Regions from separate parts of the Homo sapiens genome. Here region 1 is linked to region 2. A link is a loop called in an ENCODE intact Hi-C map of the cell type or tissue named here. Cell type or tissue: PC-3. All regions are shown on one strand. Links, peaks and the distances in the headings refer to the core of each region. The heading gives the core; the rest is flanking DNA.

Region 1 (2,929 bases), core at 166-2,665, 750 kb before region 2:
GAAAGGGCATTTCTTAATGTATATTTATTAAGCTACTACTGAAACTTGTTAGCCCTAAAAATCAGCATTATTTGAAAGTACAAAATATCTTGCTTTATGTGGTTCCCGGTCATTTCTTTGTCACAATGTCTTTATTCTTTAATAACTGTTTCAATTATTTTTAATTATCACTTCAAAAGAAACATGAAATTGTACACAATTATGTGTTGCCCCTAAAAACAGCATTATTTTAGGAGGATTAAGTTTTTAAGATTTCTACAATAAATTGACATTGAAATTCAGGAGCAGTTTTGTTTGTTTGTTTACAGATGAGGTCTCACTTTGTTGCTCAGGCTGGAGTTCAGTGGCTATTCACAAGGGGCAATCATGGTGCACTACAGCCTTGAACGTCTCAAGTGATCCTCTTGCCTCAGCCTTCCAAGTAGCTGGGACTACACCTGGTAAAAGTAGATTCATTATTACATCTTTTAATTTATATTTATGCTATATTCTATTTTTGTATATTGTAGCTACTTAATTTTCTAGAAAATGTTAAGAAATAGGTAATGGATGAACAAATACATCCACTTTTATACGGAGTCTTGTCATGCTAGTCAATCAATCAGTTTTATAGTATTTTACCTCTCAATCAACCAATTAATTGCTTGAATAAACTTAGCCACCTGGACTTTAAGACTAGGCAATCTAAAGAATGAGATACACTTCAATAATGCAAAGACATACCTAGAAGAAAATAAGGACACTTCTTTACATCTGCTTCTAATCCGTTTCAAGAATTAGGTAGTTAAGAAGTAAATTAGGAGGAAGACAATAGAATTGAGTAAAATTCTAGAGAGGTATTAATGTCCCTTGCATTTAAACTGAAGAGACAGAATGATCTATTACAGAGCTAAAGAGCATGCTTTCTGGAGTCTAACATGTATCATTCTTAATTCTACAACTTTCTGTCTGTTTAAGTTGTTTTACCTCTCTGAGCCTCATCTAGAAAATGGAAATGCACCTATCTCTTTACACTTTGGTGAATGTAGAATGAAATAATGTATATAAAAGCATTTAGTAGAGTGCTGAGCACAAAGTATGTATGTTTATTAAATTACTGTCCTGAAAAAAAATCATTTCTGTAGAAAGGAAAAGTAGGGAGGATGAAAAGTGGAGGAAGTACCTGGCTTCTGATAAACAACATATCTGGCTAAATCTCCCTTTAGATGCCTCATAGGGTCCTGCTTTGCCAGTAGGTGACACTGTCATGTCATTAGGAAGGATTTGCAAAGCCCATTCGTGACCAAATGAAACAAATTCCTGGATCAGTTAGTCATGTTCGCCCCGATCACAAAGGGAGCAGAGTCACTTTTTTCTCACGCATGTTCATCACTTCTCCCATTTAAGTTGCTCTCCATCTAAGCTGCTTCTCCCAATTCTGGGTCTCCTATCTCACCAATACCTTCTGACAGAACATCCACTTCTTTTTTCTCATTTTTATCACAGATATCTGAAGCTGAAAATATTTCTGAAAATCAGCAACATCACCTTATTTTTCCTTTAAAATCTGAAGAAAGCAAAACAAAACACAGTAAAAAAACTATGGTATCAATGAGAAAAGGAACACTTACTATGCCAATGCTTAAAGGAACTTTACAAGAGAAAGTACTTTCTTCTTCTCATGAAGCAAGCCTATTTTATATTTTTAACAACTACCATTTACTAAGAGTATACAGCAATGGTGGGAAACACTGGCAACAGCTATGATTGGAATACTTAGCCACATTTTCAGAGTGGGCATATCATATAAACCCACCCTGTGCAATGATCTGGACAGTGATGATGGGTAAATGGTTTTGAGTGGGTTGTTTGTTCTCCAGAAGTGGCAGGAGATGGGGGTCCCATTTCGTTCAGATAGTCCTGAATGTTCACAGAAAAGGAATCATAGAAAAGAGATCACTGCTGGGGGAAAAAAAGAAGATATTAATTTTATTCTGTAATTTGGGAAATCTTGGTTGAGTATTACTTCTGTTAATACTACAAAAATATACTTTTTTTCCATTTAAAAAGATACCCTGACACGTCCATTATTTTTAAAGTGACATTTAATTACAGGGATGCTTAAATAACACCATCATTGTCAATGAAAACTGGGAGGATTTATGTACAAAATGTTTCTCTTTCTTCACAGATAAACTTTAAACTGCCTTTTAAGTTAAAAGTGATTTTGTATCATACATTTTCTGTGTAAAGCTTAAACTTTTTGCACTTTATATTGTTATATATTTTTTGGTTAAAAGTTAAGATTTGCATATAGACCTACAGTGAAACCCCAATTAATAACTACTTTACATAGAGTACTGTCTTCTTTAGTGTTTCTTGAGCTCCAAATTTTGGTTTAAAGTCTAGGAAATTGTTTCCTGGAAAAAAAATCTCTAGTTGTTAACTAGTCAATACCCATTCATTTTTAAAATACATGTTCTGAACTAAAAAGAATAAAATGATTACTGCCAAGTTGGCATTTCAAGTGATGTGGTGGAATCTATAGTCTCAGCCTTCCCATTTAAACCACTGCTGTTGGAAACAGCAACGAGAAAAGAATGCACAAAGGGTGTCCTTCCGTTTAAATTAGAAATGATCAAAATGATAGGACTTCTCAGAGAAATGTGGGGTATTAAACAAACGGACAGAAGGGACCATCCCTCCCCAAATTCACTGGGGAGGGACACAAATCCTTAGTCAAAGCATACTGAAATAACTTCAGTGATCACTAAAAGCTCTAATTTTTTGTGTCATTGCTAATCAGTGGTCCTGACACAAAAAAAGATATTTTCATATCTAAAAATAAGGAATATACCAGATAGAAAGCTGGGGCAGGTGTCACCTATTTCCATGTGTCCCATTCCTAGTTTCTTCTGATTTGTGTGGCTAGACTTAATTAATATGCAAA
Region 2 (2,929 bases), core at 214-2,713:
CCCAGATGGAAGGGAGCCATGGGGCAAGGACCTCAGACTGGTCTCTAGTGGCTGACAGTGGGCCCCAGTTGACAACCACCAAGAAAATCAAGACAACTACCATAAGAAACTGAATTATGACAAAACAAAATGAGCTTGGAAGTGGACCCCAAGCTCATTTTGTTTTGTCATAATTCAGTTTCTTATGGTGGTTTTCCTGGTTTTCTCGCTGGTTGTCAACTGGGGACCACTCTCAGCCACCAGAGGCCAGTCGCAGGTCCTTGCCCCATGGCTCCCTTCTGTCTCAAAACCACCAATAGAGAACCTCTCTCAAGTTGAATCCTTCTCACATCTCAACTCTATCTGACTTCTGTCTCCGATCTCTAGAAACAGATTTAAAGGGCTCACATAATTAGGTGAGATTACCCAGATAATCTCCCTAATTTAAGGATCTTAATTCATCTGCATTTGGGATCTTAATTTATCTGCAAAATCTCTTCATAGCAGTACCTACATTAGTGTTTGGCAGAATAACTGGGTGAAGATGTATATGTACACCTGGGTCCAGAAATCTTGGGGACTATCTTTGAATTCTGCTGCCCACATTAGTGTATATATATTAATATATACACTATATATATATATACACACATATGTACGTATGTATATATATACATATATACACCTGTACATATATATATACATATATACACATGTACATATATATATATACACATATAGCTTTTAAGAAGTATGGGATGAGAATGGGCTGAAAGAAATGGAGGCGGATTTTGTTTTCTTAATAAATCCATTTGTTTTCTGGAACTACCACAAAAAAAAAAAGAAGTCTGTGGCACAAGGGAAATAGTCTAAAATTTTAAATTGCATGAAAAATAGAAAAGTAGAACCAAAGAGAACAAACTGGATGTTATGGTTCTTGTTTTGATTGGCTTTTTGGGTTTTGGTTGGCTTTCTGGTTTTTGTTTTGCTTTGCTTTGTTTTTTAGCAAGTCAAGTGACACATCTGGAACCTTAAATCAAAATTGTTTTTAAGGGGGAAGAAAGTTTATCTTTCAGAAAGGACAATACAATTATATAATAACTAAATTTGGAGCATAAGTCAAGCTCATTCTATGCTTTCTTAGAAAATAAAGAGGTAAAGCCAAAGAAATCTTCCCTAAAAACTCCAAATCAAATATGTTTATGGAAGTTCTAATTATCTTGGATATTTTCTGGTTAAAAGCATGTCTTGTTAAATGTCTCAGCTGTACAATACATTTTTAAAACGAAGAGAGAGAATGAGCAGAATGAACTACTTCTAGTCTTTTAAGAAACAAAGCTGCTCTTATATTTTCACTCCGGGTTGGTGATGTAAAAGTAAAGCACTGCCCCCTAGAGGAACAAGGACCTTCTAGAGCAGGCAGCTATTTCACAATCACGTAATGTTACACACATAATGTCCTAATTTCAGGTAGATGTCTTCTTTAGGACATAGAAGAAAAATAGAAAAATGTTGCAGTGTAAGAAATGCTAAAAAAATTTTAAAGACGTTTCAGATTTTTTTTCAAGAGATTACAGATTTGCTAAACTGTAATTTGGGGGGAGCAATTCATTTATAAGCTTTCAAATAATATTTTTGCATTGCAATTACAGAATAAACATTTGTCTTAGAGAATAGGAAGTTTTTAGTCTTTCTTCTTATAATTTTTTTTGTATAGACAGGGGTCTCTCTATGTTGCCCAGGCTAGTCTCAAACTCCTGGCCTCAAGTGATCCTCCCACCTCAACCTCCCAAAGTGCTAGGATTACAGATGTGAGCCACTGCACCCAGACTAGTCTTTCCTAAAATGTGCAGCTTTACATCTACCAGACTTTTCCCACAATTATTACAACAGAACTATGTGTAAAACATATATGATCTTATCTAAAATTATAAAGAAAAGTGGGAAACAAAATTGACCCACATGATTTTGCTACTATAGTCAAACTTACTATTAAAACAAGTAAGAAACAGAGGAAATCTAAAACTTCAACAGCTAGATTTGGCAAATCATGTCAAAAATTTCCCCATTACCAGGAGAATTCAGCATACTCACATTGTCTCTGAAGTCAAAATCAGAAACTATAACAAATCATTCAAATGTCTAGGTCTCTGTTTTTAATATAATTAATTGGGTGTTTTCAAATTATTCTCCCCAGAACCACAACTAGGAAGAGTTCTGGGTACTTATCTATGCTTCTACCAGAGCAGTCTTTATTTTATCTTCCTTTGGGGCTCCATACAAACTTTAAACAGAAGAAATGGTTCTTAGGGCTTTAAAAAAGAAGGAAGGAAGGAATGAAAGGAAGGAAGGAGACAGGGAGGAAAAGAGAAGGAAGACAGGAAGGGAGAAGAAAAAGCAGCTTGAAAACTGTTGGGGGAGATCTCTTTAAATTCCTCTCTTGTACAACTCTATTTCCTTCATTTTTGTCTCTCTAGGGATGGCAGCAGCAAGGGTCTGGATGCCTCAGGCTAGTTCCTAAAATAAGAGATCATACCAAGTACAAACTCGAGCCAGGCACAAAGAGATAAAATCCTGGTAGGGCATTCTACGCATGTTCTTGGTGTGGATTCTACATTGTAGAAAAGACTCTTACAAAAGCACACTTCATTTGAAGGTTGTCACTAAGAAAAAAATAAAATACACAGTAGAAGAGCACTTTACAATGGCGGCAAAGCACACTGTATGATAAGAAAGATGTCATCACGTAACATGGTATTTTTCTTCCTCCGCGCATATCTGCCAGCCAGCTCACACTGATTTTTATAATTAGACATGTCCCTCTTCCTTCCTGTCTCACCCCAAGTGCCATAGTATATTTACAGAACTACAAATATATCACAAGATAGCAGGGTGAAACATTTTATTGAACTATTAAGGAAAATTGCCAACAGAAGTTTCTGTTCTGCCT

Evidence for each region. Peaks named below come from ENCODE experiments on the same cell type or tissue, not always from the same donor. Only the 100,000 strongest peaks of a DNase experiment are listed, where the experiment ranks them.
Region 1: a loop joins it to region 2, with 4 times the contacts of the local background. A loop is called at or near these places in 2 of 110 quality-filtered maps.

The regions. Positions count from the first base shown.
Region 1 is chr5:97,984,612-97,987,540 of GRCh38, reverse strand. No RefSeq gene overlaps it. Among named protein-coding and RNA genes, the nearest start is that of LINC02234, 150 kb to the right of the region's middle. RefSeq lists an enhancer at 607-1,806. In PC-3, for the core only: CTCF peaks have their summits at 1,028 and 1,229 (motif pointing right); a DNase peak (open chromatin) is centred at 1,280; H3K27ac peaks cover 952 bases.
Region 2 is chr5:97,229,674-97,232,602 of GRCh38, reverse strand. No RefSeq gene overlaps it. Among named protein-coding and RNA genes, the nearest start is that of RIOK2, 48 kb to the right of the region's middle. In PC-3, for the core only: CTCF peaks have their summits at 1,152 and 1,360 (motif pointing left); a DNase peak (open chromatin) is centred at 1,362.